Regions from separate parts of the Homo sapiens genome. Here region 2 is linked to region 1. A link is an interaction called in ENCODE POLR2A ChIA-PET data of the cell type or tissue named here. Cell type or tissue: PC-3. All regions are shown on one strand. Links, peaks and the distances in the headings refer to the core of each region. The heading gives the core; the rest is flanking DNA. Region 1 overlaps NFIA (nuclear factor I A). Region 2 has its middle 24 kb from the start of NFIA.

Region 1 (15,905 bases), core at 4,544-9,543:
CATGTGCAACACACACACACACACACACACACACACACACACGCAGACAGTCTCTGACTTTCAACGGTTTGACTTTATGATGAGTTTATCAGGATGTAACTCTGTCACAAGTTGAGGAGCATGTGTTTATGTGTGTATGTGTATCCGTATACATTTACATTTATATATACACACACACACACCCCTCTATAATCCTGTATACTTAAATTCCTAAATAGTTGTTTGGGTGTTCACTATATTGGAACGCTTTAACTTGTGTTCTTAATAATATCTTTAGGAAAAGATTAAAGCATGTTTCTGCATATAATAATATTAGTAACAAATGATGGAAGATTTTGCTCCAAAATGAGTTAATGTAGAAAACAGGTAGTGATTAAAGTGGTGAATGTAAGCAATTTTGTAAATTTATAAAGTCATAGACATCTGTAGTTATGAAGGACCTCATAGATAATTTTCTCCAGTGGTTTCAAATATTATTTAAATAGGAATGTTTCCTTCAGGACCAAATCTGTGGAGAAGCTATGTACATGTATTTATTTTTTTAAGTTGAAAAGTATGCGAGTACTGGATCCATATTATTAATAACTTTGGCCCACCTGTTCTTTCTCCCAGAAGCAGCCCCAGTTGGAATCAGCCCCTAGAGCGAGGAGTCACCTGGGAAGCTTGTTACATGCAGATTCTGATTCTGTGTGTCTGGGAAGGCACCTGAGACTCTGCATTTCAGATAAACTCCTAATGTGTTAAACATGCATTGGCCACATTTTGAGAAGCAAGGCCCTGGGGGAAACTGTGCACGTAGTTCGAAAACCTTTGATGGGTTAACTTCTTCATGTTTCAAATGTGAAAAGACAGAGTTATAAATGATCTGCCAAAAGCCACATGCTTACCTGGGGTCTTGAGTCTTGGGAAGGCTGTGTTCTTTTACCCAAGGCCTGGGTGGGATGGCTGTGTCCTTACCCTTTGGGCTGAAGGAGGCATCCTAGTACCAGGGTTCCACGGGCACTATCCGTATTCTTAGTTTCTATCATGATAGATTATGCTGGGAACTTGTTCCTTTTAGCCCACTATCTGTCCCATGGAAAACAGTACTCTGAATCAGACCCCATGGAGGGTGGAACATTCTGATTAGCCAGCAAGGGCAGTTAGGCCCGTAGCTGTGGTGTCTGCTGCCACAGCAGAATGGATAAGCAGTTCTCAGCCACCACCCCCCACAACATAATCCATAAAACTCTTTCAACCTTTTTTTTTTTTTTTGCATGTCTAGTGTTTGCAAATGGAAAATGGCTGAGGAAAAACAGAGTGAAAGTTTATATAAAATATTTATACCTTAAAGATCTTTTATCTTGTGTCATTCAAGAGAGAAGTGAAAAATGTATTGGGAGTACATTATCAAGAGTACATTATAAATTTAAATCTCAGATTGAATAATATCAGCTGCTAATGTGTGGAGCTTTGGAAATGAGTCACTTTTGAATCTCAAGAACTTAACTGTACCAGGTCAGTTACACTTAAGAAGGAAGTGCCTTTTGAAAAAAGAAAAATCCTATACCGGAATAAAGACTTATACTAATGGGCATTAAAGATCAAATACTTGACATAATATTCATGTTAGAATGTAGCTACATAGGAATAAGTTGTAGGATCTGAGACACTTTATGGAATGTTTCTCAAAAACAATCAAATAATTTTGGTCTTTTCTTTGTGAAGCAATATAACCTGTGGTTACGAGTTATGTGTCTTAGAAAGACTTAGATTTGAATTCTCTGTCTGCTGCTTGTTAGCTGTGCCATTTTGGATCAGTTCTTTTCTTTGAGACTCACTTTATTTTAAAGCAAAGTTAATATACCTACCTAATTGGTTTTTTTTGTAAAGGATTAAACATCATGGTATTTGTAAAGCATTCAGCACTTTGCCTAGAATTTTATAGTTCCAGTAAATAGTAGCTATTTTTATCATTATTGTCACCATGATATTGTTTTTAGACCTAACTAGTATTGCATCATTCTTTGGTGACCTGGTGGTGTGCTATGGAAGCGAAATTGGTGTGCCTGTTGAAAAAGTTAGTAGTCAGAAAAAAAGACATACTTTTATAAGTGAGACTGTGACTATTATGCTGGACACCTGCATTCTAACTAGCAAAACAGAAAATACTTTGTTGGTTTTAATGGTGCTTTGTTTTTATACTGCATGGTATCTATTTTTGTATGCTGGGGTCTTAAAATGCTTGGAGCATCTAGAGAGGTAACTAAAGGAATGAAGTAGGCCATAGACATAGCAACAGCCCATGTCCCATTGAAAGGCCATGAGTCCCAGTTGAGGCCCCTTGGCTCTAGCCAATTGGTGCTGTGTGAAAATCTGGGCCCAGTGTTGTCAGTTCTTTTAATTTTTTCCTAAGAATCTGGAAGTGCAGATTTTTACATGAATCATAGGATGCTTTAAATAATTGCAGCTGTATCTTGAGAATGCTGTTGGCTGCAAGAAAGAAAAATTTTAGTTTAACAGTGGTCTAAACAAAGATTTTTTTTTCTTACATAGCAGTGAGTCCAGCAGTAATAGCTAGTGTTTTTATTTGCTCACTAATACCAACAAGAATTTAGACACTTTCCATTTTTCTGTCCTGACATGCTTCATTTGTTGACTTGAAAAAAAAAAGTGCTTGTCATTTATGGTTGCCATATGTATGTTGAAGGTAGGATAATGAAGGAGATACATTAGACTAGCCTTATTTATTCCATTTATCAGGAAAGTGAAAACTTTTCCAGAAACTACACAGGAGACATCCCTTATGATTTACTGGCCAAAACTGGGTCATTCTGGCTGCAAGGAAGCTTGGGAAAATGTCTCAAGCTTTCTTTTTTTTGTTGTTATGTGTTTTTTTTGTTTGTTTGTTTGTTTTTTGGAGATGGAGTATTGCTCTGTCGCCCAGGCTGGAGTGCAGTGGCGTGATCTCAGCTCACTGCAAGCTCTGCTTCCTGGGTTCACGCCATTCTCCTGCCTCAGCCTCCCGAGTAGCTGGGACTACAGCCGCCCGCCGCCACGCCCGGCTAATTTTTTTGTATTTTTAGTAGAGATGGGGTTTCACCATGTTAGCCAGGATGGTCTCAATCTCCTGACCTCATGATCTGCCCACCTCAGCCTCCCAAAGTGCTGGGATTACAGGTGTGAGCCACCACGTCCAGCCAAATGTCTCAAGCTTTCTAGCCTCTACAGTGGGAGATGGTGAAGAAGTGGGAAATCATTGTTGCACTTACTAGTGAACAGTTGCTGTCTGGCACAGCAGCTAACTCAACATGAAACCCAACTGCAGGACCTGAAGACCCTGTGGCCTGCAGTATTTATCAAAAATCTTCAGATTGGGGATTATAAAGTGAAGGTATCATTTGGGTGGAAAGGAGGAGGGTCGGAGAGGCAGCCAGTGCTTTATTTTTTTGTTTAAATGGTTTCGTATTATATATACGATAGGTCATTGCTAACAATGTGCAAACTGTTGAGGGAACATTGTATAAATTTATTTCTTGGAAAAGTTTATTTAGAGTTTTAGTGGAGAAGCTAGAGAAGAAAATACCATTTAATGTTATTTCTGTACTGCTATATTACATTTTAATATATGAATTACTCTATTTTTTAAAAATGATGGATAAACTACACTTCCCTTTAGTTGTTTTTATTCTGAGATAAATGCCTGTTTTGTAAATCATTGTTACCTGATTTTGGTAATCTCTATTAGAAAGAAATCTCTTTTTATTAATATCTGTATACTTAACTCAGACACTGGGAAATTCTTGCAAAATGCTTTACAAAAGCAGCCATTTTAAGCTGATTAAAAGTATATTCTATATGCATGTATGTAGTTGAAGTGCTACCAAACCACGTATGTATTTAGTTAACTAAACTCAAGAATCATGGAAGTTTGAAGAACTCCAAATCACAGCTAAGAATGCACTAAAGGAAAACCATATCTGTTTGACTCCAGCAAATTGACTCGTGTGATATTTTTGCTTACACCTTTCTGCAGCTTAACTGCTGAGTTAGCTGTTCTTTAATGTCCTTGACAAATTCAGGAAGTCATCACATGTAGATAAATTGAGAAAAATATTTCTGCCAATTTGGTCCTGATCATTTCTTCTTGGGGTTATAAATTTGGGTTTTCATGATCTAGATGTTAATAAAAAAGAACCCCAGATAATCTGAAGGGTTACTCCTCAATATTACTATGATAAGTTTAGGGTCTGTGAGTTGGCTGCCTACTGAGTACCTAAAAGCATGGGAACTTTTACAACATATAATCCAATACGTAATCACTTTGTCAGGCTGAGCAAGTTAGTGGAATCTTTAGTAATACTACGATAATTAAATAGTTAAGCTATAGGATAAAAGGCAAAACTGTTTTATTAGGGAAGACTATGCTTAGACAGTCTTTTAGAATGATTGAAAGGGTATATAGATATGAGAACCAGTCTGCTATTCCAAATAATCTAGTTAGGATTAAAAATAAAAATTTTGTCCAGATGCTGTATGAAAATCTACTTTATAGTAGGATTATAATTATTGCTTTGTTTTAATAGGGGACTCTTAGAGACAAGGAAGAAAAGAGTAGGGAAACCTATTTGTATAGGAAAATATAGTACATTTCCATTCAATATCTACCTATAATGTGAGAGATTATGCCAGACGCATTGAAATTGCTGTCTTTAATCTTCATCCCAATCTTATAAATTAGCTTTTGTTACCACTGTTTCCTTGATGAGGATGCCAAGTCCACACCAAATGACTTGCCTGAGATATGTATTCATTACATTTTGGAGTTGAGCTTTGAACCCAGCTCCGTCTGTGTTCCATACTCATTTCTTTTCCCTGTATCAGAAGATCCACCCACACTGGCCAACTGAGAAGAAAAATAGCAGATGGGCTTAAATATGGGTAAATGTATGATAATGTACTTAGTGAAGAAACACCTACCAAACTACTTATAGTTTATAGACTCTTAGGTGTTAATTTTAACTCATGAAAGAAACCTGGGAGTCATAGGTTTCTTTCTTAAATATGGGTAAATATATGATAATGTACTTAGTGAAGAAACACCTACCAAACTACTTATAGTTTATAGACTCTTAGGTGTTAATTTTAACTCATGAAAGAAACCTGGGAGTATAGGCTCTCTCAGCATGATTATTGTCTCTTCCCTACAGTCAATTCAGGAGGGTTTATTGAGGACCTACTTTGTGTGAGGATAAATATAGTGTTCTTGTACTTAAAGAACTTACATCTTTTCCTTCCTTCTGGCCGGGCGCAGTGGCTCACGCCTGTAATCCCAACACTTTGGGAGGCCAAGGCGGGCGGATCACAAGTTCAGGAGATCGAGACCATCCTGGCTAACACGGTGAAACCCCATCTCTACTAAAAATACAAAAAATTAGCCGGGCGAGGTGGCACACACCTGTAATCCCAGCTACTCGGGAGGCTGAGGCAGGGGAATGGCATGAACCCAGGAGGTGGAGGTTGCAGTGAGCTGAGATCATGCCACTGCACTCCAGCCTGGGTGACAGAGTGAGACTCTGTCTAAACAAAAAAAGAATTTACATATTTTCCCATAAGACATTTCTTATGTTCCCATAGTGAGAAAAATAACCCTGTAAAAACCTCTTTAAGCAATATCTCAATCTGTATGGCAAGGAAGATAGATGAGTGTACTCATGTATGATCGTGTACTGATTTGGAGTATGTTTTGGAAATGAAGACTAAAACTTTCACTTTAAAATAAGGTTACTTTTCTCTAAAGGAGGCATTTTCTTTGTAGAGTCATTATGATATTATTTCATAGCTATTAAAATTTGCTATCTTGATGCTTGGTTATTCACTGAAAGGAATGAAATATTTATTAAGGTCATATTACTGTTGTGTACAAAGGGAGCCACAGGGTGACTTTTATGCTATGCCTTTTTGGTAGCGGTGTTTCTGCTGGGTTGCATCAATGTCTGTAGATTTTATTGATTATAATTAAGTCAGTCTGCATTGTCTCTGAGAATTTACATGGCTTTAAAAATCAATCTCTCACATACTCATTTTTTGAAATAATTTGAAAAAGGATCTCAGTAGAAGGGACAAATCTACAACTATTAATCCTGTTGTTATTTGTTTGAGCCAAAAATGGTGTTATTTCTCATTAAAACATTTGCAGGTTTTAGGTGTTATGATCCTTTTAGTTTTCTTTTAATTTCATTTTCTCTACCACCAAGCTTTCAAAGGCATTTTACAGCTTATTTTTATCTCTGGTAGATTTCTGGGTATGCCTGGCAAAACCCCTAGCTCAAATCCTGAAGGTTATTTAAATTCCAGTGTTGGATGCTCTCCACATATATAGATTTTGATGTACACTTAATAAGATTAGGAAGATTTTATGCCAGTTGATACCTTGCATGTACATGATGGATCAGATAAAGGACCATCAGAGGGCTAGTGGGTCTGAGCTTTGATTGCAGGTAGTGGGGAACATTGTCAGAGCTTTTTTTGTGTTACTTTAGGTATACATTTTTAAGCCAAGTTTAGCACATATATTTATGTTAACTTGGGGCATTAATAATCATATAAGCTTGTGGAATTAACCCATACAGATATAGAAAAGCAAAGCCCTAATCAATAGTGCAAAGACCAGTTGTGATTTTTAAAAACCACTGCTTCTGTGGAAGTGCAAGCATTGACTTATGTTTACATTATTTTTCTAAAGCAACTGATTTCAGTGACACCTACTTCTGCCTAAATTGGCTGTCTCTGCGTGTGCATGTATATTAAAGGTATATATTGAGAGATATATTTGAAAAAGTTATAGTTTTTGAAATAAAAAATACCCTAGTAAATTGCCCTTTTATGATGGGGAATGATTAAATAAAACAGCATTATTTATAACATTAACTAGAATTAAATATACAGCTGGGTGAGACTTTGTTTGTTTGGAATTTCTTAAAGGAATTAGCTTCAGTTTCCTAAACTAGAGATATGTGAAGATTATGAACACCAACATATTCTTATGACCTTGATTTTTGAAGGTGTTCAATGAAAAATTCTTGGATTATATTCCTTAAAATTCAAAATATATTTGGAATACTCCAGGACTATTTCATGCTTGTAAGATGGAGGTTATGTATCTCTTTTCTAAGGCTTGAAAAATTAAGCCCTGGCTATAGCAATCTTGGTGTTGTCTACAAACCCACAGCTTTGGTCACAGTTTTTTGAAAACTTAATTATGAATGGCTGTTAAATATTTTTCATTTACCAACTTATCAGCATTTCCTTTTTTGCAGCAAGACTTACTTCCTTTGCTTATGGAAGGCCCTAAGTTTGTTTAGAAAACAAAGTCTGTCTTATCATAATTTTGTTGGTGAGAAGATGCAGCTATATAAAACAAAGAACAAACCTGTGAAACTTCTGCTCCTCCTATCAGGCTCTGTTTGTGGGAAGCCTAAATGCATAAAATAGCAACTTGTTAAACTTAGCCTTGACTCTGTTTAAGGGGATCTTTTATTTGCAAAATTTAGTCAATTCCTCCCTAAAGGAAAAAAAGTCATTTTAGTGGATCTTGAAAGCTTTTAGATAAATATTCCAAGTTTTTTTTCCCCTGCTGCTGCAAGCTTAAAAGGCAACATAGAAGGTCTGAAGCCTGGTTTTTCCAGCTGTGTAACAAGCACAGAAGAGAGGATTCTAAATATTTACTCCTTTTTCCTTCCCACTATTCTGTGTTCCAGTCAAACTTGATTTCTTGCTGTTTGTTTCCAGGACACTTCTCACCCTGCATTCTCTTAGTTTGTCCCCCCAAGGAATGCTCTTCTTTCCATCCTCACATCTCTGTCCAGTAGAATCCTATTTGTCATTCAATCTGCATTTAAAATGCTATCAGCTCTTCCTGAAGACTTTATGGACACCCCCAACCAAATGTGGAAAGGGGTCCACAATTTCCAGTGCAATTACCTTACCTACTTTTTGGCTGGACTCAGTACTCTCATTCTACCTTGTGTGTTAGGTGTTCGTGTACTCAGTAATGTTCGGTGGTCAACCGATATTTACTAAATGCCCCTTATTGTCAAACACTGTGTTACTTACTGGGGAAAGCGAACGGTTTAAAACATGGCCCATGATGTCAGTAACCTCTTTCTTGTTTTTTTTCTCCCCAACTTGGTTCTGAATTCCCAGTTGGTAGAAATGGCCTTATAATTCTTTGGTGTTCTCTGTGAATCCTGGCTTCTTGCACATAGTAGCTGCTCAAGAAATGGTCATTGAGCCATATTAGTTGAGTAAACCAGTTTTCTTCTGATTGAATTTGAACAGCAAAGATTTTTAGCTTTCTTCTTTGGTATTTAAATAAAAGTAATGTTATTTGTTCTATTTGCCATTATATTGTGATTTTTGGTGGTACAGAAAGGAAGATTTTTCCCATTACCCCTACCATGTAGTCGTTGGGCATTTGTTGTTTGGAAGGCATGGTAAATTAGCACAGGTCAGGCAGTCAATTTTATTGAGTACCTGTAGGCACTGTGTTGGCCTCCTCATCTGGCTATATAGAGCTACCCTGGAGATCCTCATGCATAGACAACTGTCTGACTGCAACCTCTGGACACCATCAGCTGTGGCTTTCATCAAGTTCCCAAAGGCATCCTTGACCCCAGAGGTTAAGTGAATGAATCTCACACCTGTCTCCCTGAAAGATTTCTAAAATGTCAGTGGCATTTGGACAGGTTCACAGCTGCTCTGATCCACAGCATTTTCTAGAACTTCCTTTTACCTCGATGGGGGAGGAGGAATGCCTGTGAACTTGAGCTGACCTTCAAGACGCTGTAGGGCTCTTGGGCAAATTATGGACAAGACCTACATTGTTAGGATAGGCCCAGAAATCCAGCTTGCTAATAAATAGCCTTGGGAGGTGCTCACAGTCGAGTCATAGCATTTGGCATTTCCCTGTACTCTAGCCTGTGTAGGATTTCTGGATGCTTAGGACTGTAACCAAACTTGAACTCTTGCCTGGGAATATGCCCTCCCCCACACCCCCAGACCTTTTTTTGCCATCTAAATGACAAAGATAACTATCAGTAACATTTTGAACTTTCCTACAAAATTGCATTCTTCGTGGTGTATAGTAGGAAGCATTTCTTTACCTTGGAACTTTAGAAGAGGGTCTGAACTGAGCAAAAATTAGTGTCCCTGCCTTTTTAACGGCTGGACACTTATCACAAAGCTGTGCCAACATCAGTGATGGTGCACCCACAAAGGTGTTTGGTCTTGATAAGCTTCTAAAGAAGCAGACTTTGTTGTTGTTTTAAACAGTAATGAACTGTTTCAGTTTCATAAAAAAAAAAGAGACATTCTTTCTTAAATAGAAAAGGGCAGAAAGTTTATAGAGAATAATGTCTAACTTGCTAATGCAGTGTTTGCCTTTGCTCTGTGGCATGTGTGTGTGTGTGTGTTTATGTAGGCATGCCTACACGGCTGCTTGTGTTAATACTTAGTATAAAGCCTTAAAATGGATACCAGATTGGCTATGTAACCTTGGAAGATTTATTTACACTCTCAGTTTCTTTTATTCCCAATCTTTTATCAAATGGTGTTTATTATATTCTCTGAAACCATTAAATAAAAAGGACTGTGGAAAAATTCTAAAATGCTAAAATTATTCCAGGCTAAAAAAAGTATTACAATAGGATGATGATGTTTAACCCATCTACTTGAAATAAAAAGCCGAGCAAATCGAAATGTGATATATTTTAGAAGGTATTTCTTAGAGAAAAAAATGTTTAATGTTCCTTCTAGACTGCCATTATTCATTGTATTTTTATTTTAAACATAATTATGAAATATTTTGAAAGTAATCAAGTAAATGTGGTGACATTTTTTTCTCTGGTTGAGCCAAGTGATAATAACAGATAACTGTTATCTATAATGCATACTACGTTGACTCATTAAAGCCTCATCTTTGTTAAAACATTGAATATAGGATTTGAGAAGAGGAGAAGTTTCCTTATTTAGGAAAGGTTTTTGGTAGGTCTTTCTTGAAGAAATGGAGAAAATGGCCTGCTGATCTAATCTGAGGACGAATAAGAGAATCCTCCTCCCTGTGGCTATCATTCCTATGGTGCTATACCTGTGTGGGTGTGGATGTGATGGTGTGTGCCTTTGTTGGGGGAAAGAGAGCACAGATTGTCATAAGGTTGTACCCTTAATTCTCATCTTCTGTACTTATAGGAACTGTGTGCTTGCCTAGAGACAGCAGCATTTGGTCCTTGAAAAACGGGATTTCCTGTGCACCCCTTAGAAATCCTCAGGGGCTGATACAAAGAGTAATTTCAAAGAGTTTACCTTAAGAGCTTTGTCACTGAGTGCAGAGAAAGGAATTTCTGTGATGATTCCAAACTTAGAGTCAGTGCTAAGGAAGAATCCATAGAGCTCCAAGGACTTCAACCTCAGGGGAGAAAAGCAGTAATTTATGGATCTTTCTAGAAATTACGGTTGGGTTCTTTCCCCTCTCAACCCAGGCTTCCTTAGTCACGTGACTGGAATTTAATTATCAGTGCCATAAATAATCTTGTGAATGGAAGCAGTGTATTTGGCAGTGAATTTCTGCTTCCTAAAGAGAAAGGAACCTTTAGAAGTTATTTGAAATAATTCTGTATTAGCCACGATCCTGGAGGCAAATGGTCACAGAAGCAGAGGATGGTATCCCCAGAGAAAAGTGGGTTTTAGATGAGTCAGATAATGTGGATATGTGCTGGTGACGAATGACATGAAGGTTGGATGTATTTTTTAAAATACAAATTTAAAGCAGGCTGTATTTAGAAGTTTATTTATAATTGGTTTTAGGATAAAGCCAGCCTGTTGATGCATAACAGAGTTGATCTTTTGGTTCCATTAGCACCCTTGAAATATTTAACAAGAAGCTGACTTTAGCATCTGAGCCCTTCCAACCACTGTTGGAGATGAGGCAGTCCATGTTGGATAATTCTTGTTGTAAAACAAGCAGACACCTCCTTTGTTTTTCCATCTTGCCCCAAGCCCTGTGTTCTAGACTAGGGAAGGTCAGCTCTTTTTATAGTCAGAGGTCTGTATGCCTTTGAAAATATCCATTCCCTTACCTGTCCTCAGCCAGTAACAATTTATGTCCTGAAGATAGCAAGGAGTGCTGATTTAATTTATTTTACAAACAGTGTCCTTTCATGGGAGAGAGCAGGCTGGTAAAATTGTTTCAAGAATCAGAACATTTTTCTTGGTTATTTATAACATAACTCGACAATCTAGCTACACAGGGCTTCATTCATTTGAGAAAGACTATTGAATCCAAAAATAATAATCCTTTATATTTGTACAGTATTTGCAGTTTTATAAGGAACTCTTCACGTTCATTTTCTCATTTGATTTTTCTGACAACTCCATTAGGGTAGAGAGGGCAGGTATTGTTACCTCCAAATTACAGATGAGGAACCTGAAACCTGAGTGCTTGTAAGTCCTACCCAGGGTTTCACAGCCACTCAGTGACTGGGACTGGAGCCCCCTAGATTTTACCCTAGCTCAAAAGCCAGTGCTCTTTCCACTATTCCGTTTTGATACCCTTGGAAAGTTCACTGCTTATCTAGGAAAGAAAAATTGGTAGTTCTTGCTGAGGAACGTGGAAATCTGAAGGAGAGACAGATCTGAGAGAGTCACATTGGCTAGTAAGTAAAACAGGAAAAGACCAAGGGTGTCTAGGGACCTGGCCTCCTGCCCTGGTTCATTCACTGTGTGATCATGGGCAAGTCACTGACTTCTCCTTGCTTGAGATTTATTTTCTTCTCTTTTCTTTTCTTTTCTTTTTTGACAGTCTCATTCTGTTGCCCACGCAGGAGTGCAGTGGCGTGATCTCGGCTCACTGCAGCTTCCACCTCCTGGGTTCAAGTGATTCTCCTGCCTCAGCCTCCCGAGTAGCTGGGATTACAGACATTGCACCACTATGCCCTGCTAATTTTTTTGTATTTTAATAGAGATAAGGTTTCACCATGTTGGCCAGGCTAGTCTCGAACTGCTGGCCTCAAGTGATCCACCTGCCTCGGCCTCCCAAAGTGCTGGGATTATAGATGTGAGCCACTGTGCCTGGCCCTAATTCCCCTTTATGTTTTCTCTCACCTCTCTGGCCAGGGCTCTGAAGATATTCCTGGGAGAATGAGGGTACATGCCACAGAGGGAGCCTTGGGTTTACAGTCAGCATAGCCCTGCCCATTTCCAGCTGCGTAACCAGGAGAAGTGGTGGCTTTTCTCAGCCTCAGTTTATTCTGTACAGCTGGGGTGAGGGTGGTACCTAAGAGAATTAAGTGAGGTAATGGATGTAGGGTCCTTGGCATAGTGACTGGTACTCAATATCCTCTAAATAAATATTATTCTGTGTTAGGGAAAAGTGAATAGAGATAAATGCTAAGGGTAGAGGTGACGAGAGAAGTGGATGGAGACAAGGATGGCTTTTGGATTTGACTGTTTTCTCCACTGTAAGCACTGTTTGTTATCTTTCAGCTTTCATTTTGTCTCTCATCTTTTCCCCCTTCAGATGTGAGGTGTCTTGAAGGAAGAGACATTTAGAAGGTGAGGGCATTATGCAGATGGAGAGGTCGGCGGCTAAATGTGGTTACTGAAGCCCTGCCTTGGGTCTGTTCCCAGCCTTCCTTGATTTTGAAACACATGCGCTCTCAGCAGGCCAGGGTAGTTTGCAAAGCTGTTGTGGAGGCTTTTCCCAGGCAGTGTTACCTGCTCCGAAAGCTGCAAGCGTGCCTACACACACTTCACAAAGCAGATGGTTTCTTTTGCTTTCCATGTGGTCTAAAAATCAAATGGACTTTTAATGGAAAGGTTGGGGAATTCCACACTCAATTATGAATCCAGTGCAGTGCAAGGGGCAGAGAGATGGTATACCACACCTTTTAGAAGAATTTGTTACTCCTGGTCTCATCTGGCATTGGAGTGGGGAGGTGAGAAAGAGGAAGTAAGTAAATAAAGCTGCTACTCTGTGCTCCAAAACTACTGAGTAGCTGACATCTGCCATTTGCATTGAAAACTGAGAAAGAGGAGTGTGGTTTTGTTTTTGATTCCACAAGATGATGTGGAAGGGCAAATTGTTTTGGTTCTATGTGATAAACTTTGAGTACCTCCTGTGTGCCTGATACTATGATGGATACATATGCCTAGGGTAAAAGGATGAGAAGACACAGATCATGTCTTTGAGACGTTTAGCTTGAGTCACATTTGCTGAGACTGAAGTTGGGCTTTGCATTTGAAAAGCTAGCATTTTTGGATGCACTTTTGATGGGACCCAACAAGAGATGATTTGTTTATTTGGGAAGAATCCTGGCATGCAGTGAGGAGCACCTTTGTAGCTAGAACATGCTTAGATTTTGGTATTCTTGAAAATGTGGCCTCCTCCCCAATGCCAGTGTATAGGATTTAAAAAAAAACAAAAAAACACATCTCAAACCTTGGCATTTATTGAATATTAACAGGCCAGGCACCAAAGCATTATTCAGCATTGACACTTAAACTTTTCTGTATTGATTATTATTATTATTATTATTATTATTTTTTGAGACAGGATCTCACTCTCTTGCCCAGGCTGGAGTACAGTGACATAATCTTGGCTCACTACAACTTGTGCCTCCCAGGCTCAAGTGATTCTCTTGCCTCAGTCTTTTGAGTAGCTGGGACTACAAGCTCGCACCACCACACCCATCTAATTTTTGTATTTTTTGTAGAGACGGGCTTTCACCATGTTGGCCAGGCTGAGCTCAAACTCCTGGCCTCAAGGGATCCACCTGCCTTGGCTTCCCAAAGTGCTGGGATTAGAGTCATGAGCCACAGCGCCTGGCCCTTATCATGATTTTGAGTTTATGAAAAATGTTGTATAACTATAGATGGGAAAAACTATTATTGAATGTTGTTGTCATTTTCTACCATTGTAATTGTTAGGGTAGAGTACCAAATGGTATTTAGCAAGGTAACAATGCCATACCTCCTCCAGGTCCTCAAAAAAGGCAGTATTAAAAATGAACCTACACTATAGGAAGCCTTATTCTAGTAGGCCAGTATTTATGCAGATGATTGTTACATTTATTTATTGTCACATGTCATAGTCTGTGTAAGTCAGTTATTTCACAGGTAAGCTACATCTTCATGTGGTTGCCTTCTGCAAGTGTCTCTTTCCTTCTTAGGTCACAGCTAGCTATATAGTCAGTCACTTCCTCACTTGCTCATGCAACAATTTTTTTGACACCTACTCTGTGCCACAAACTGTAATAGTCATGCCATCACGAAGCTCATAGTCCAGGGGAGAAAGAAAAGCAAAGACAATACAGCTTGATTTGTGATAGAATTAATGCAGAGTGCCCCGGGCTATCTTTCTGCACGAGACCCCATCAAAGCCAAGTTGCAGAGGATGAGTGGGAATTGAGAGGCAAAGGGTTGGTGCAGGATGGAGATAGGAAGCATGGCATGTGTAAAGAAAAGCAGAGAGGTTGGGGAGAACAGGGTGTGTTCCAGCAGTTGTGCCTAGTTCTGCCCAGGCCGAAGAGCAAGGCAGGAGTCCGCTTAGGAAAGCCTGCAGCTAACTGCTGTGTCACCTCTAGTGGAAGGCTTCATGGCAGCTGGTGAAAGTCTCCTAGCAGGGCCATACTTATCTTTTACCGGGTGATAATTCTCCCCCACCCTTTTTAATTTTTGCCATTTTTTTTATTATAAATGCTGTCATTTTAAGTTGGGGCGTAAACGTAGTATGCAGGAGGCAGGCATGAATTAATGAATAGTAAAGTCCTCTTAAATTGCCTTATAAAACTAAGTCCTACCAGGTTCCCCTTTCATCTCAGCAGATGTTTTACAGGATAGAAATAAAATCTATTTTGGTTTTTTAGCGTACCAGAAGATAAAACATCTGGCTGAGTGGATTTTCTCCCCTCTGATTGCTTACTTCCACTTAAAGCTTTTTTCATATAAAATTTATTGATATTTTTAAAAATTCTTTCTTATTATAAATGAGTAATATTATCTTAAGTTTAGAAAATTTGGAAAAAGAAAAACTACATAGATGAATACTACAGTTAACCTTAATCTTACTACTTGAAGAACTACTATAAAATGATAGATGGATATTCTTTAAAAATTTTTTTTTCTATGCTTGTATACATTCTTTAATATGAGCAGAATCAAATTGCAATAAACTGATTTTTAAAAAATTCATTTATTCAAGAGATACTTGGGCTGGGCGCGGTGGCTCATACCTGTAATCCCAGCACTTTGGGAGGCTGCGGCGGGCAGATCACGAGGTCAGGAGATCGAGACCATCCTGGCTAACACAGTGAAACCCCGTCTCTACTAAAAGTACAAAAAAAATTAGCTGGGCATGGTGGCGGGCGCCTGTAGTCCCAGCTACTCGGCAGGCTGAGGCAGGAGAATAGCGTGAACCTGGGAGGCAGAGCTTGCAGTGAGCCAAGATCGCACCACTGCACTCCAGCCTGGGCGACAGAGCGAGACTCTGTCTCAACCAAAAAAAAAAAAGAGAGAGATACTTGTTATGTTTCCGTGCTTTATCTTCATTTTTGCTTGGTAAAACCTTTCAAATGCCCTACAGGGAAATCTGGCAATTGTTGGGAATATCAAACATAGGAAAGTAGAAGTAACTGTATTTCCCTCCTTCCCACATTTGGGTCTCTCTATTTATGAAAAAACGCAAAAGAAGCTTATCCGGAGATAGTTCAAAGATTGCTTTAAATGTGTCAAGTTATTTCAATCTCCTATGCCTTCTGTACACATCTTCAACAGGATTTGGTGAATTCACAGTGAGAGTCATAATAATAATCGTGATTTTGAAAAGTAATAGTTGTCTAACACTTTCCCATTTATCTAGTGATGCTATATGC
Region 2 (15,905 bases), core at 3,932-8,931, 110 kb before region 1:
AAGCGTCCCCAGTCACCTCCTAGCCCCCCACACAGAGCCCCGGGGAGGGTGAGGAGGAGGAAGAGCGGGAGGAAGACCCGCGCCGGTGGGTGGGGGCAGGGAGGGGGCGTCCGGGGTCGCAGGGCGGCGCTCCGGAGAGTGGCCCCGGCGGCGTCCGGAGTCGCTGCGGCCGCCGTGCCACCTCGGGCAGGTGGGGGGGGGAATGCGCGGCCGCCGCCAACCAGGGTCGCTCCGCCGTAGACGCCGAGCAGACGCGGTCCGGCGCTCGGCCGGAGAGCCGGCTAAGGGGCTTTTCATTAGCACCGCATTAGGAGGACACTCATCCTCCAGAGTCCTTCCCGTGGAAGCTCTTGAGTGAATTAGGTAAATGATTTGCTCCATTTGTAGTTTCTGAAGATATTTTCTCAGATCTTCAATCGAGCGCTTTAGCCGGGGAGCATATCTGTGGGGGCCTCCTTCCCACTACCTAGGGTCTCACTCGGTGACAATTGCTGAGTCAGTGAGGACGTGTGGGGAAAGGTAAAAGTGGAATTGAGCAAAGCTGAGTAATTTAGCTAAGGAAGAGAAATCGCTACTGAAAATAGAATAGTTTAAAAATAAACTACATAAAGTTTATTCTTTTGCTTGGAGTCCTGCTCCTTGATCCGAGAAGGTAAAATCCATCAGAGTTGGGAGTTCCCTCCCCCCCATTAGCATTTATTACACTTTTTCAAAGTTACTGAAAGACTTCTTTTAGTGAATTTTAAGAAGCAATCGTGGTTGACATTACAGGCATCAAAGGTTTGGGGAACAGATGGGTAAACTTCCGAAGAGCTTAGTTGCAACACTAGCTCTCAAATTTAGTGTCAACTTTTATTTTAAAAAATAAAATAGGGTGGTGTTTTTATTAAACTTTTATATTTCAAGAGGTAGAGAACACCGAAGAGGAAAGAGACTGAAGGGAAAGTAGGGTGTTGGAAACAAAAAGAGAAAGGCGAGATTGACTGTAACATTCTGGTCTTCAACGAGTCCCAAGTTGGAATCCTAAAGCACTGCATATTTCTGGTAGCGTTAACTCTAACTGGAATATTGGCGGGCCTGGTCTCTAAGTGCGTCCTAAGAAAAAACAGATTTAAGCAAAATGGTTTTTTCCCTTTTGTGAAGGGAAAAAATTTAAGCACTTGCTTCATGCGGTAGCCCCAGCGGAAAAGCGAGCCCTCCCGCTCCCGGTGGCCTGAACTGAATTTGCTGCTTTAAAATCGGCAGGTGTGCCCAGCGTTCCCAGCGCTGCAGCCGGGACCTGATGAGTAAGAGTAAGAGGGCTCAACCGCAGGACATCACATGCCGGGTACCTAACGTCGGCATTTAAGCAGACAGGGACTAATATGCTGGAACTATCCTCCCGACACTGGCAAAGCCCAGAGACCGCATTTCCTACCACTTTGCCCACTTTGTACTGGGCACCCTCGGTAAACAGGATGAAAGCAACATTTTTATCCCTTAAGACGAAAATGTAACCTTTAGAATACTCCCTATTCCGGGGTTGACAGCAGGTCAAGGGCTCAGAGGCAAGCTTGCATTACACATAGGACAAGTACAACTTATCAGGGTGCAAAAAAGGGCAAGAAACTTTGTAAAAGTTGGAATCAGTATTCAAAGAGATAGTTTCAGGTGGTGCTACATAATGGCATGGTAACCACAAGAAGACCAGAAATGCTTGGAGTGCATTTCTGTTCTCGAAGAGGGGTTGAGGGTAGAGGCTTGGTGCACTGTGGTTTGAAGGTTTACAGAAAGCAGCCTTATCCTCATGAAGCTGGGAAGCTATGCTTTCTCCACAAAATACTTTTAATGATTTTCGCCCCAGAGATACCGGGATCCGAGACCTTCACAGGCTCTCCTGGCCTGAGGAATCACAAAACTTGCAAACTCTGCAGTTTTTCCCTTGAGTTCACTTTAAAAACACAGGCACCTTGAGCACAAAACAATTAAGGTGGTGGTTTCCCCGAGACAACAAACCAGGCACAAACACACACCTTAGTCTGCACTGGCACTAACATTCCCACTCTAGGGCCACTCACTGCCAGTTAAAGAACAAGAGCTATCCACTTCAAGTGTGGGGACAAGCTTCATTCAGGGTGCAAACACATGCCCACAAAACACAAAAGGGGAACGGTTACTCCAAAAGAAGTCTGAAGACTTCCAGTAAGCAGTAAAGAACAGCCCGGAAGGTCTGCAACCTGTCAGCTCCAGGGGCCGTCACCACTCCATCCTGTAGCCCCACAGCATTGAGTGCTGTGTTTCGAAAATTGGAAAGTGCTGGGTTTTAATTGGGGCTGGGTCCTGCCTTCTCCCCTCTTCCTCCAGATCGGGCCCTCTCTGTAAGCGGATTTGCTTTCCCGTGTATCGCCAGCAGGTCGTTTTTAGGCAATCTTGCTTCTGCAAAACGTTTTAAACATGGTAATATATTGCAGTCTTATTAAGTCCCCCTCCAGAAGTGGGTGAAAGGGGCTCTGTTTTCCTGAAAGATTCAGGAACTCCACTGTCTGAGCAAGACTAGCCCAAGGAAGGCTTGGATTGACTCCGCTATCCACTTAAGTGAAGACAGTATTTTTGTTGCTGTTGTTGTTTTTGGTTTATGTTTGTTTTTTGTTTTTGTTTGGTTGGTTTTGGTTTTGGTTTTGAATGCCTAGGAGATTTTAAATTCACATAATCCTCCCTCCAGGAGGAAAAAAAAAAAAAACAAGAAAACATTGAACTTGCTACCTTCATTATAAGCCACCCTAGAAGAAGCTGAGAGGACAGGCTGCTGAACTGGTGGACCACGAATTAATGTGGAGAACGAGGCCGTCCGGGCTAGGTTCCCGGGGCTCAAAGACGCAAAGGGAAGGCGACAAAGGTTTCTCACAGGTCGCCGTTAGGGAGAGGGGGCAGCGCAGGAAACCCGTTTATTTAAAGTTCAGTTGTGTTGGGCATCTGATCCAGGACAACTCGCCCAGGAGCCCGGCGGGTTTCAGCTGCCACCACGAAAGTAAGGATCGGTTCTGCCGCGTCGCCCCCTCCTTCCCCTTGGGATGTGCCAGGCGGGCGACAGATAAGGGGGCGCGGCGCGGGGTCAGCCACCGAGCCAGAGGGCGGCGCCCGGTTGCAGCGCTCCACAGCCGCCTCCTGCAGCCTCGCGGTCGTGACCTTGCCGAGCAGCTCCTGCGCCTCAGGCTCGGTCCCTGCACCCGCCCTCACTCCAGTCCCTCTCAGGGCCTGCAGTGGAAGATCCCCGTGGTCCGGGTGGGTGGCGATGGAGAGCAGAATTGAATTTATTTGCTCTCAAATTCCCCTAAAAGCTCTGAAACTGGGAAAGTCCGCGGGCTGCCAGGGACAGTAATCACTGTGTCCCCACCCGGACGCAGGAGGTCTCGGGAGGAGCTCCGAGGCCAAGCGCCCGCGACTTCTGGGTGCCAGGTTGCTGCAGACGAGAAATGAAGCCCGCCAGATTTGGGCTCCCGAAATTTTTTGAAGTATGAGTACCTTAGATTTCCCTTCTGATACAGCGCCTCTTTCGAAGGGGTGTGTGCGAGTGTGATAGTGAAGATGGGGTGGGGAGTTCTTGCCTGCTAAAAAGTCTCACCCTGGCCCCACAAGCGAGCAAGGGGGAGACAGGCAGGTGGAGGAGAAGGTAGCACACCCTCTTCTATTTTTATTCATTATTTTGAAAATTGTGTAAGATTGATCAAGTGGAGTCCTACGCTCACGCCCAGCGCTTGGAATGAATGAATGTTTCTCTCGGCGCTCTCAGCAAGATGCTTTCTACTAATGGAGAACTTTACCCCGGGTCTTGCAACCCACTAAACTTGGCGTCCCATGCCACACTGGGCGTCCCAGGCCTGCCTGCCCTCGACGGGGCGGTCTCTCTGCCGGCCCCTGGTAAAACAGTTACTGCACCTGGGGCTTCGCAGAGTGCAAGGAGGAAAGAAGTGGGGCATTACTTTCCAACAAGCAATGACCTCAGCCTGCCAGCGCCTACCTTGTTCTGGAAACACCTAATCTCTGCTTCCTCTATAAAGTTTAACTGCAGCTTGCCTCCAATCCCAAATTGCAAACACTAGCAGAATTGCTCCCTTAAGCATTTCCTTCCTTTGACCCTTCCTAAAGCCTTGTTCAAGTCAGCACTCTGGGGGTCCTTAAGAGAAAGAGAAATTCAGGATGGCCTTCTTTCAGTTTAAACTAATAATGACACAAAGGGAGCATACCTGAGTCCTGGGATTGTTTATACTTCTTCATAATTCAGTGACAGACTAGGCCTGAGGTAACAAGTTGTGTAGGAAAGAAAGCATTGCAACAGGAACATGGCTTGGAAAACTTCTCTCCAAAGGAAACCTTGGCTTCCTGCCACCTGGATAGTCACACATTAATAAGTATGCACTTAACATATACAGCCAACATTACATATTAGCATTGATCTGGTCAAGTGGAGAATTCTCCATAGTTGCTTAACTATTCCATGTATGGGAACAGATTTGGTAGGGAATGTTCTGGCCTATTCTTAATAATAATAAAGACTGCTGAGCTCCTTGCTTCACACTGACATCATAAAAGCCAGATAAAATAAACTGCTTAGAGGCCTCAGTGGAAATCCAGGAGCAGTTCAAAGATCCCCCTATTATATCTGACCTTGCTTTCCCTGTGTTTACATTGGAGTAATAATAACCTCTAAGATTCATTGAGCTGTTTGCTACATGTGCCATGCTCTGCTCTAAGCACTTTAATATGATAACTCATTTAATTCTGACAACAGCCCTATGAATTAGTTGCTGTTTTAATCTCCATTTAATAAATGTAGGAAACTGAGGCACAAATAAACTAAGTAATTTGCCTACTACTACTTAGCCTGTGCATGTTAAAACTAGCTAGTTGTTTGGCTGCAGCACCTGTGCTCTTGACCACTGACTACACAGACAAGAGGGGTTTTGAACAGTGATCTCTGCATGTGATCCTGCTTGGAGCTGTTTTCTGAAAAAAGTAGACAGGAAGTAATTAATCCCATTAATTTGGTACATCTAGACAGCCAACCTGGCATAGAAGAACTCTTACCCACTGAAAAGTTACTTTCCATAAGCTATCCAAGTGATTCAATGCATTTTATATACAGATCATAAATAAACAAGAACATTGAAAATTGTTCCATTCCCCATATCCTTTTGGTTGGTCCTTGAAAATGGTCTTTTTCCCCTCCCCCAGAAAATATATGATTAAATTGTCATTCTCAAAGAGCACTCATACACTGTATGTATTGCAGAGCTAGGACAATAACAGCTGTTAATACAGACAATCTTGATTGTTAAGGACGCATGCATACTGGACTCATCACTTTCATCACCTTCAGTTTAAACAGATGCCACCTGAGGAATATGACCTCTTTTTCTCTCCACATTAACCCCCTCCCCCATCATTATTCCCTCTTAAATAGAATCATGGATTGTCTGTGCAAAAAAAGACTTTAGAAACCACATCATTTACCCTCTGCAATTCTACAGATGAGGAAAGGGTGGGGTGGGGGTTGGGGGCACAGAAAAAGAAAGACTTGCCAGAGCTTACAAGGAACCCAGGACTCCGTATTTCCAGTTCACTCAGTTCAGTCTACTTCCCCCAAACCAGATTGCTCCTTAGAGTTGATAAAAAGTATTTAGACTAACAGCACACTTTAAAAAAAGTTTTAACAACCCTTTTTTGGCCCAAGATACATAAAGAAGGGGCTGTCTTACTCCTTTCTTCCTTTCAGATGTGTTCCTGGAATGTCTTCACCAGATGTTTACTCGAGAACTTGCAATCTCAGTCTTCAACATGTGAGCGCATTTTAAGAGCAGTATTTTAGATCGGAACCCAATTAATGATTTTTTTTCTTTTTTAAAAAAGGGAATTTTAGTTTGCTTGCAAATGATCCGAGTCTGTAGAGTCTTTACAGACTCTGCGTTAACCTCAGTCAATTCCACTCTAGGACGTGCTAGTCTCACAGTCTAGTTTTGTTCAGACTTTATTTTGCGCCAAGCTGCATTACAGACCACTTGTCCAGGCTGCAAAAGGTTGGGGTAGGGGGTTGGGGTGACGGGCGCTTCCCCCCCGCTTCATATACGTGAAGCAATCTGGAATCATTCCACTTGGCTCTGACGCGCGCGCGCGCACACACACACGCGCGCGCACACACACACTCTCACACACACGTGTACCGTGCATGTGTGGGCGCCTATGGATCTGTGTATGCGCGCGTTTGTGATTTAAAGTGACAGGACCAAGAACTGGCTGAAGCAGAGAATTGTTTTGCGTGATAAATCAACTTGATTGTCTCCACACTGTACTTCCATTATTCACCCGAGTGCTCGGTGGTTACGGCGGACGTGCACTGCGGCAAAAATGTCCTCGGAGCCGCTAATTTTGTGGCCACTGCGGCGGCTGCGGCGGCTGCGGCAGCGGAGGCGCGGGGGCGCGAGCACGGGTTGATTTTTCAAGATCTATCTCCTTTAGTGCAACTCGCCAAATGGAATCGAGTTGACAGCAGAAGCCTCACAGGATGCGTGTGGATTGGGTTTTGTGCCTGTGATTTTTTAAAAAAATATATTTTTTATTTGTGGAGAGGAGCCGAGCTGTTGGCGCAAGAAGGGAAATATACCTTTTCTGTTTTATTTCCCCTTTATTCCCTTAAAAAAAAAATGAAAATGGCCACCACCGTTTCCTGAGCTTTCAGGAGGCCAGACCTTTGCAGATGGGGAGGTGACACTTTTTTTTTTTTTTTTTTAGACGGAGTTTCGCTCTTGTCGCCCAGGCTGGACTGCAATGGCGCGATCTCGGCTCACTGCAACCTCGCCTCCCGGGTACAAGCGATTCTCCTGCCTCAGCCTCCCGAGTAGCTGAGATCACAGGCGCCGGCCACCACGTCTGGCTAACTTTAGTAGAGACGGGGTTTCACCATGTGGGTCAGGCTGGTCGCGAACTCCTGACCTCAGGTGATCCACTCGCCTCGGCCTCCCAAAGTGTTGGGATTACAGGCGTGAGCCACAGCGCCTGGCCGGAAGTGACACTTTTAATCTGTTTCTTACCTCTGTCCCTCCCTCCCTCACCCACCTCCACCTCGTCAGCTCTGCAACAGTCCAGGGAGAGAAATTGTCATAGGCACTTGTGCCGGTCATTTGTTTTCACTCGCTTTTTTCTTCTGACAGTAGTTACCAATTTTTTTCTTTTAAAACTGATACTTTTTGTCTAGTTATCAAATTTTTAATAAATATATGTCCAGAATATGTTTGATTTGTCTTCTTAAACACCAACCCATGCAGTGGCTGAACAGCAGCAGGAGGCAATCTCTTTACCAGATCTGGTAGAGATCACCTGGGGCAGACACAACTCAATAGTTACAGACAGTTGTTTTTTTTTTAATTTTTGGAGGAAGGTGGCTAATTTACAAATTAATTTCTAGAAATGTGTGTTGATGCCTGTGAGTTTATTTAAAAACACATACAGAATTTTACTTTCATATATTTATTATTGAATTGCTATTTTCTGTAGCTGAGCATATGGATCACACCAGACATAATTTACATTTAAAAAGTGGGATTCCAAAGACTTGAGGGTCAGCTGTGCCACCCAACTTTGTTTGCAGGACAAAACCTGAATGTTTTTTGAGGGGGTGGGAAAACTTTTCCATTCATAAAGATGGCATTGACATATTTATCCTAGGTTTTTACCTCTCTTGAAGCTGACTACAGAGCCATAGTGGTATTTGTCAAATTGGGAAGATAATTGCAGTGTGAATGTGTGAGTAATGACACAGTATTGCATAATAATAACTTAAGCAGCATATCTTTGTTTACAGTGATGTAACTTTCCCAAAGTTTATATGTAGCCTTAAAGGGTTTAGTGCAGAGCGGATTGCAAATGAGTAACTGCCAAGAAGAAAGAAAGAGGGTGATCCATCCCTCCCAGTTAGTTCTGCAGTCCTCATTGTTATATGAAATCCCAACCTGCAGATACCAGGGGCAAGAGGACCCCATTTTTCTTGAACAGAAGGGAGAGATTGGAAAGAGGCCAAACTGATGACCTTAATGTATTTGATAAAGTTGGCCCGCATTGTCCATGATATGAAAAAATACTCCTTTTTAGGAGAAATTAAAAAGCTAGATGTAGCAACACAGTGAAAATCCATCTCAGTTAAATGTGAATATATACCCAGTGGAGTAAGCTATTACAACATAGTTGAAATATAGCTTTTTTTTTTTTTTTGACTGAGTCTCATTCTGTCGCCCAGGCTGGAGGGCAGTGGTGCAGTCTCAGCTCACTGCAACCTCTGCCTCCTGGGTTCAAGCAATCCTCCTACCTCAGCCTCCCAAGTAATTGGGATTACAAGCATGTGCCATCATGCCCAGCTAATTTTTGTATTTTTAGTAGAGACAGGGTTTTACCATGTTGGCCAGGCTGGTCTCGAACTCCTGACCTCAAGTGATCTGCCCACCTCAGCCTCCCAAAGTGCCTGGATTACAGGCGTAAGCCACTGTGCCTGGCCAAAAGACAGCTTTTTTTAAAAATGTGCTTCTAAAATAGTGAAAATGAGCCCAAATGAACTCACCACCAACAACCTCATTTTCTCCAACATTTAAAACATACTTAATCGGTCCTGTGTTTGGGGTACTGTTTCACAACTCATAATTTGTAAAACTGTACAACTTTCATGTTACCATAACTTGATGAGTTTTTTTTTGTTTTTTTTTTGAGAGAGGTCTCGCTCTGTCACCCAGGCTGGAGTGCAATGGCACAATCTTGGCTTACTGCAACTTCCACCTCCTGGGTTCAAGTGATTCCTGGTTTCAACTTGATAAAGTAGGCCTGCATTGTCCATGATGTGAAAAAATACTCCTTTTTAGGAGAAATTATAGCCATGCCTCAGCCTCATGAGGAGCTGGAATTACAGGCGCCCATCACCACATAGCTAATATTTGTAGTTTTAGAAGAGACAGGGTTTCACCATGTTGGCCAGGCTGGTCTTGAACTCCTGACCTCAGGTGATCCACCCACCTCGGCCTCCCAAAGTGCTGAGATTATAGGTGTGAGCCACCACCCCAGCCGGATATTTTAATTCAGCCATTACAGAAGAGACAAATGGAAGTAGGTCAACATCTAGGTCCACAGAAAGGCGGCCTACCTACCAACTCAAAGGAAACCCATACTGTCTCCCAGGCACCAAAACTTCCACTGTCTTTTTTCTTAAAGACTCACATTCCAGGGCCTCAGAGTTTGATGTGATTCTGACTTATAGCTACAAAAGTGATACCAAAATGTTTAAATTAAAATATGAACATATGAAAACTAACAAATAAGCCTTTGTTGGTCATTAAGCAAGGCCCTAAACTCATGAAATACTCCCCTAAATTCTATCAGAATTAAAACTCTTTGTGATATCCTCAGTAGAACCATGATTCACCATTACAGAGACTATAGTCAGACCACAGAGTTAATTTTTATAAACTTTCTTGGTATAGATTTTTTTTAAGCAAAAAAGAAATCACAAAAATAGCTTTCTTATAGAAAATGTTTAGTAAAATTCCTAATATGCTGCTGCTGTAGACCGTTTTGCTAAACTGGGCACTTCGTTTAATGACAATAATAAATATCTGAATAGTATAAACATTAACTATGGTATTTTCTTAGTTAATTGGTTATGTTCTTATTTTTAAAGCAACATAAAACATCATAGGAAAATCTTCAGATTTTACCATACTGGGATTGCTCTATCAATGAAGTGCTTTTTAATTTTCAACTTATGATTTATGTGTTAAGCTTTCATATTATCAATTGTAAAAAAAAAAAACAAAACTGAGGGTTTTTTACTGGGTGCACATCAAAGTTAACATAATTATATTATCTATAGACCATGAAAGTCATACTATTGTACCTAACATACACACGGAGACAATTTACAATAGTAAGTAACATTATGCAATGTTACATTTTTAAAAAATGGAAGCAAAGGCTTTGAAGAAATTGAAACAACTGGGGTGATCAGGTAACAATGTAAAAGCAATACAGACACAAAACTATGAGATTGAGTCATTATTCACATTTAGATTTACATTTACATTTACAAAAGAAAAAAAGAGAGGATACATTTTATTTTATTTTATTTTATTTTATTTTTTGAGATGGAGTCTCGCTTTGTTGCCAGGCTGGAGTGCAGTGGCATCATCTCCGCTCACTGCAACCTCCGCCTCCCAGTTTCAAGCAATTCTCCCACCTCAGCCTCCTGAGGAGCTGGGATTACAGGCGCCTGCTACCACGCCCGGCTGATTTTTGTATTTTTAGTAGAGATGGGGTTTCACCAATTTGGCCAGGATGGTCTCGATCTCTTGATCTCATGATCTGCCTGCTTCGACCTCCCAAAGTGCTGGGATTACAAGCGTGAGCCACCGTGCCCGGTGAGGATACATTTTATAAGCCTTTCAATACCTCTCCAATTAAGAACATTTAGCTTGGGAAATAACAGGTGTCTGTGTCAATGCTATTATCTACTAAGAAAAACTCTCTCCTACCTATGCTTAAAAAACAAACAAAAAAAATCGGGCCGGGCACAGTGGCTCAAGTCTGTAATCCCAGCATTTTGGGAGGCCAAGGTAGGCAGATCACAAGGCCAGGAGTTCAGGACCAGCCCAACCAACATGGTGAAACCCTGTCTCTACTAAAAATACAAAAATTAGCTGGGTGTGGTGACGTGCCCCTGTAATCCCAGCTACTAGGGAGGTGCGCACCTGTAATCCCAGTTACTTGGGAAGCCAAGGCAGGAGAATCGCTTGAACCCAGGAAGCAGAGGTTGCAGTGAGCTGAGGTGGCGCCATTGCACTCCAGCTTGGGCAACAGAGCAAGACTCTGTCTCAGAAAAAAAAAAAAAAAAAAAAAAAAATTCAGGCCAGGCATAGTGGCTCACATTTGCAAGCTCAGCACTTTGGGAGGCCAAGGTGGGTGGATTGCTTGAGCCCAGGGGTTCAAGACCAGTCTGAACAACATGGTGAAACCTCATCTCTAAGAAAAATAGCAACAAGTTAGCCAGGTGTGATAGTGCTCACCTATAGTTCCAGTTACTCGGGAGGCTGAGGTGTGAGTATCACCTAAACCTGGGAAGTCAAGGCAGCAGTGAGCCATGATCGTGCCACTGCACAGCCTGAGTGATGCAGTGAGACCCAGTCTCAAAAAAAAAAAAAAAAAAAAAAATCAAACTCTTTAAATAGCACTTCTTGTAATTAGCATTTCAATTATTGGTAACATAAAATTCAATTGTCTTCTCAAATTCCGACTTTGAGAAATGAAATTGAATATTAATAATTATTTTTAACATGGGTTGAAGCAAGTATCACACATATTACATTTTCAGAATTTACTTGAATATTATGCTGTCACATCAGGACATAGGATTTACTGTAATCTGATGTTCAAATAAGAATTCCAAAAGATAGTCCTACTAACTATGAAACTGGATTTGGAAAGAGAGAAGTGAGGTAGAACGCAACCCATTATTTGGTGCAAAGTCATGTGTCGAATGTTGTTAGCGACCCGGAAAAGGCTATTATGCTCTGGCCTTATGGAAAATAAGGTAATCTAGCCTTGTGGAGAATCACTTGCTGTTTTTAAAGACCAGCTTGCCCCTTACTTTTCCTGTATGCCCAGAACCCAGTGTAATACCTGGCACACCAATAACATTCAGTAAATATTTTACAAACTCGATAGTTCAATTTATTTTTAAAAAAACGTTAGGAAGTATAAATTTTGGTAGCAGATAGGGCTAGTAGAAATACTTTGGCAGAAGACAAGTTGGGAATTTCTTTTCTATCTGCCATCTCCTGACAAATTAAAATATGTTTGATTTATTGTCAATTTTATGGCTCCTGCAAGGACTAGCAAACTAATAGGATAATGTTAAAACCAGAAACATTCACCATTCTTTGGTCTCTTTCTTTAAAAAGTACTTCTTTTTTCAGTATACTATAAACATACTAAGGACCTAACAAACTTTCATTTTTCAGCTTTCAGCCTGGCCCTGCTTACAACAAACTGGCCATTTAGAACATCCTCGCCAAACTAAAGCACTCTTTATAATTGGTTCTACTTGTTCCCATTTTTGTTTTCTTTCCTTGGTAAACATAAAAATTATGCCAAAACTGCCAAAATTTATTGAAGGTAAATGCCATTCTTTCCAGCATTATTTTACTGAACAAGGTATTGCTGATGGAATGAATCTTAATATCTACAGGAAACCAAAATATTATTCTTGCATATTAAAACCCAGAGAGTTTTTTTCCAAACAACTTATTTCTGCATTCATGTGATCTAAGATAGAAACCAACTTTTTTTTCTTGGCCCATAAAACATAATGGCCTTCAGGGATCATTCATTGTTTCCATAGGTACCCAGCTCTGCTGATGCAGCACAACTCTTAACTTGCAGAGTAAAGAAAATAATAGGTATATTAAAAAGGAAAACGGTATCCCTGTAATTTTATGATTTTATAATACCATGTTATTTATATAAATAATAATATATAAAGTCAGAATTAGACTTTTGGCATCCCAATTAAGAAAAAAATTCCACTTAATAAAATATATATTTTCTAAAGTTTTTCCATAAAATATAAGGTATTACATTAATATGGGATATTTAATTATTTAATGTTATAAAGAGGATAACAATTTCCCATCAGAACTTTTTTCTTATTATTGTATTTATTTTAACTAATTTTTTTTTTTTTTTGGATGGAGTCTCAGTCTGTCTCCCAGGCTGGAGTGCAGTGGTGCTATCTCAGCTCACTGCAACCTCCACCTCCGGGCTCCAGTGATTCTCCTGCCTCAGCCTCCTGAGTAGCTGCAATTACAGGCACACGCCACCACACCTGGCTAATTGTATTTTTAGTGGAGACGGGGATTTCACCATATTGGTCAGGCTGGTCTTGAACTCCTGCCTTCAAGTGATTCACCCACCTCAGCCTCCCAAAGTGTTGGGATTACAGACGTGAGCCACTGCGCCCAGCCCTATTTTTAAATTGAGACTGGGTCTCACTTTGTCACCCAGGCTGGAGTGTAGTGGCGCGATCACAGCTCACTGCAGCCTCAGCCTCCTGGGTTCAAGCAAGATGAGAGTCTCACTTTGTTGCCCAGGTTGGTCTCAAACTCCTGGCTTTAAGTGATCCTCCCACCTTTGCCTCCCAAAGTGCTGGGATTACAGGTGTGAACCACTGCGCCCAGTTAGAACTTTTTTTCTAAATTGCTCTAATGTTATAGCCCTAAAATATTAACTGGCAGACTAAAGACCTGAAGATGTGCATACATTACCAACCACAGTGAGTTCAGCCGAGTAGTTTCAAAGTTTTGGTCACAATAAAATGGTGACCAAACATTTTTCACTGTAAAAAGTATAGTATGGTATTGTTTACCAAGATGAAATAAGTTAGATATAAATGTCTTTTGTTCCATGTTAGGCTCTGGGACATCTTGACTAACATTTCCATATGTAAAACAAAAGAGAAGGCCGGGCATGGTGGCTCATGCCTGTAATCCCAGCACTCTGGGAGGCCGAGGCAGACAGATCACGAGGTCAGGAGATCAAGACCATCCTGGCTAACACTGTGAAACCCCGTCTCTACTAAAAATACAAAAAATTAGCTGGACGTGGTGGCGGGCGCCTGTATTCCCAGCTACTGGGAGGCTGAGGCAGGAGAATGGCATGAACCCGGGAGGCAGAGCTTGCAGTGAGTGGAGATCGCGCCACTGCACTCCAGCCTGGGCAACAGAGCAAGACTCATCTCAAAAAAAAAAAAAGAAAAGAAAACATGAGATAGTGGAGGAAAGAAATTAAAGGTAGCTTTTTTCTGAAACCCTGCAATCCAATCTTTACACTGCTGTCAGACTGATTTTTCTAAAAAAAAAAAACTCATCTTATTACCACCTTCTTTAAACCTTTCAATGACTCTACATTGCTGTCAGGATACAGTCTATAGTCTTGAAGTTGATCACTATGGTCAAATGTTCTGACTCATATTTACCCCTTCAGCCTCATCTTGATACCTCCTCTCCCACTAGTTTTCAGTCCAGTTTATTTCTTCTTTCCACTCCAGCCTTCCTCCTCCCAATTCCCATAGTTCCTGGTAACTCTTATTTCTGGTTGAGAAAAAAACCTGCTCCAGCGTTCATAAAGTATTCCTGAAATGAATGAAGAAATGAACGGATGAATGCATATACCATATTGTTCTATTATGCGTAACTATAGACCTATGGAATTTCTAATAACAACTTTAGATATCCATTAGTTGAAAGATACTTTACAGATGAGGAAACCCAGAGTGGTCCTGACAATTCGAGTGACTTTTTTTGTTTTTTTTTGAGATGGGGTCCCATTCTGTCACCCAGGCTGGAATGAAGTGGTGAGATCTCAGCTGACTGCCTTCCAGGCTCAAGCAGTCTTTCCACCTCAGCCCTCAAGTAGCTGAGACTACAAGCACACTCCACCACTCCCAGTTAATTTTTTTTTTAATAGAGAGAGGGTTTTGCCATGTTGTCCAAGCTGGTCTCAAATGCCTGGGCTCAAACAATCCACCACCTTGGCTTCCCAAAATGCTGGGATTACAGGCATGAGCCACCATGTCGGGGCTCAAATGACTTCTGAAGACCACACAGCTAACGGGACTATGGGGACTAGAATCTGAGCTTCCTGAGGCCCATGAAATCAACTCCATAAATGCAACAAGTCATTAAATAATTCATTCAATATTTTTCTCCAATAAGAAATTAAGATTATTGTTTTTTTCTCAAAAATTAAAAATAGCCATATGATCCAATGATTCCACTTCTGGGTATATACATATACAAAATAATTGAAAGCAGGGTCTCAGAGATATTTATATATCCATACTCATAGCAGCATTATTCACAACAGCCAAAAAGGTTTGGAAGCAAAATGTGTGTGTGTGTTGTTGTTGTTATTGCTTTGTTTTTTGTGTTTTTGTTTTTTGAGATGGAGTCTTGCTCTGTCACCCAGGCTGGAGTGCAGTGGCGTGATCTTGGCTCATTGCAACCTCCGCCTTCCAGGTTCCACTGATTTTCCTGCCTCAGCCTCCTGAGTAGCTGGGACTACACATGCACACCACCACGCCTGGCTAATTTTTGTATTTTTAGTACAGATGGGGTTTTGCCATGTTGGCCAGGCTGATCTCAAACTCCTGACCTCAAGTGATCCACCTGCCTCAGCCTCCCAAACTGTTGGAATTACAGGCGTGAGTCACTGCGCCCAGCCAAAATGTTTCATATGTATATATATAAAACATAGCTTACTATAACATATATATACACACACACACATATGTATGTATATATGTGCATATATATATATGTTCAGTCAATGAAACATTCTGCCTTAAAAAGGAAGAAAATTCTGGCATAAGCTACAACATGTGTGAACCCTGAAGACATAATGCTAAGTGAAATGAGCCAGTCACAGGAGGAAAAAAACTGTAAGAGTCAACTTACATGAGGTACCTAGAGTTATCAAATTCATAGAGACAGACAGTAGAGTAGTGATTGCCAGGTGCTAAGAGAAGTAGGAAACGAGGAGTTATTTAATGGATACAGAGTCAGCTTGGGAAGATGATAAAGTTCTGGGGATGGATGGTGGTGATGGTTGGACAACTTTGTGAATCTACTTAATGCCATTCAACTTACATCTAAAAATACTTAAGGCCGGGTGTGGTGGCTCACGCCTGTAATCCCAGCACTTTGGGAGGCTGAGGCTGATGGATCACGAGTTCAGGAGATCGAGACCATCCTGGCTAACACGGTGAAACCCTGTCTCTACTAAAAATGCAAAAAATTAGACGGGCGTGGTGGCAGGCGCCTGTAGTCCCAGCTACTCGGGAG

The links. Peaks named below come from ENCODE experiments on the same cell type or tissue, not always from the same donor. Only the 100,000 strongest peaks of a DNase experiment are listed, where the experiment ranks them.
Region 2: POLR2A ChIA-PET joins it to region 1 with 5 read pairs; 6 of 35 experiments call an interaction of 5 or more read pairs at or near these places.

What each region holds. Positions count from the first base shown.
Region 1 is chr1:61,161,579-61,177,483 of GRCh38, forward strand. All of the region lies in intron 2 of NFIA (nuclear factor I A), which reads left to right. Among named protein-coding and RNA genes, the nearest start is that of NFIA-AS1, 84 kb to the right of the region's middle. In PC-3, for the core only: no CTCF peak of the experiment used is centred there; no DNase peak of the experiment used is centred there.
Region 2 is chr1:61,050,880-61,066,784 of GRCh38, forward strand. No RefSeq gene overlaps it. Among named protein-coding and RNA genes, the nearest start is that of NFIA, 24 kb to the right of the region's middle. RefSeq lists an enhancer at 3,480-4,353. In PC-3, for the core only: no CTCF peak of the experiment used is centred there; no DNase peak of the experiment used is centred there; H3K4me3 peaks cover 1,782 bases; H3K27ac peaks cover 735 bases.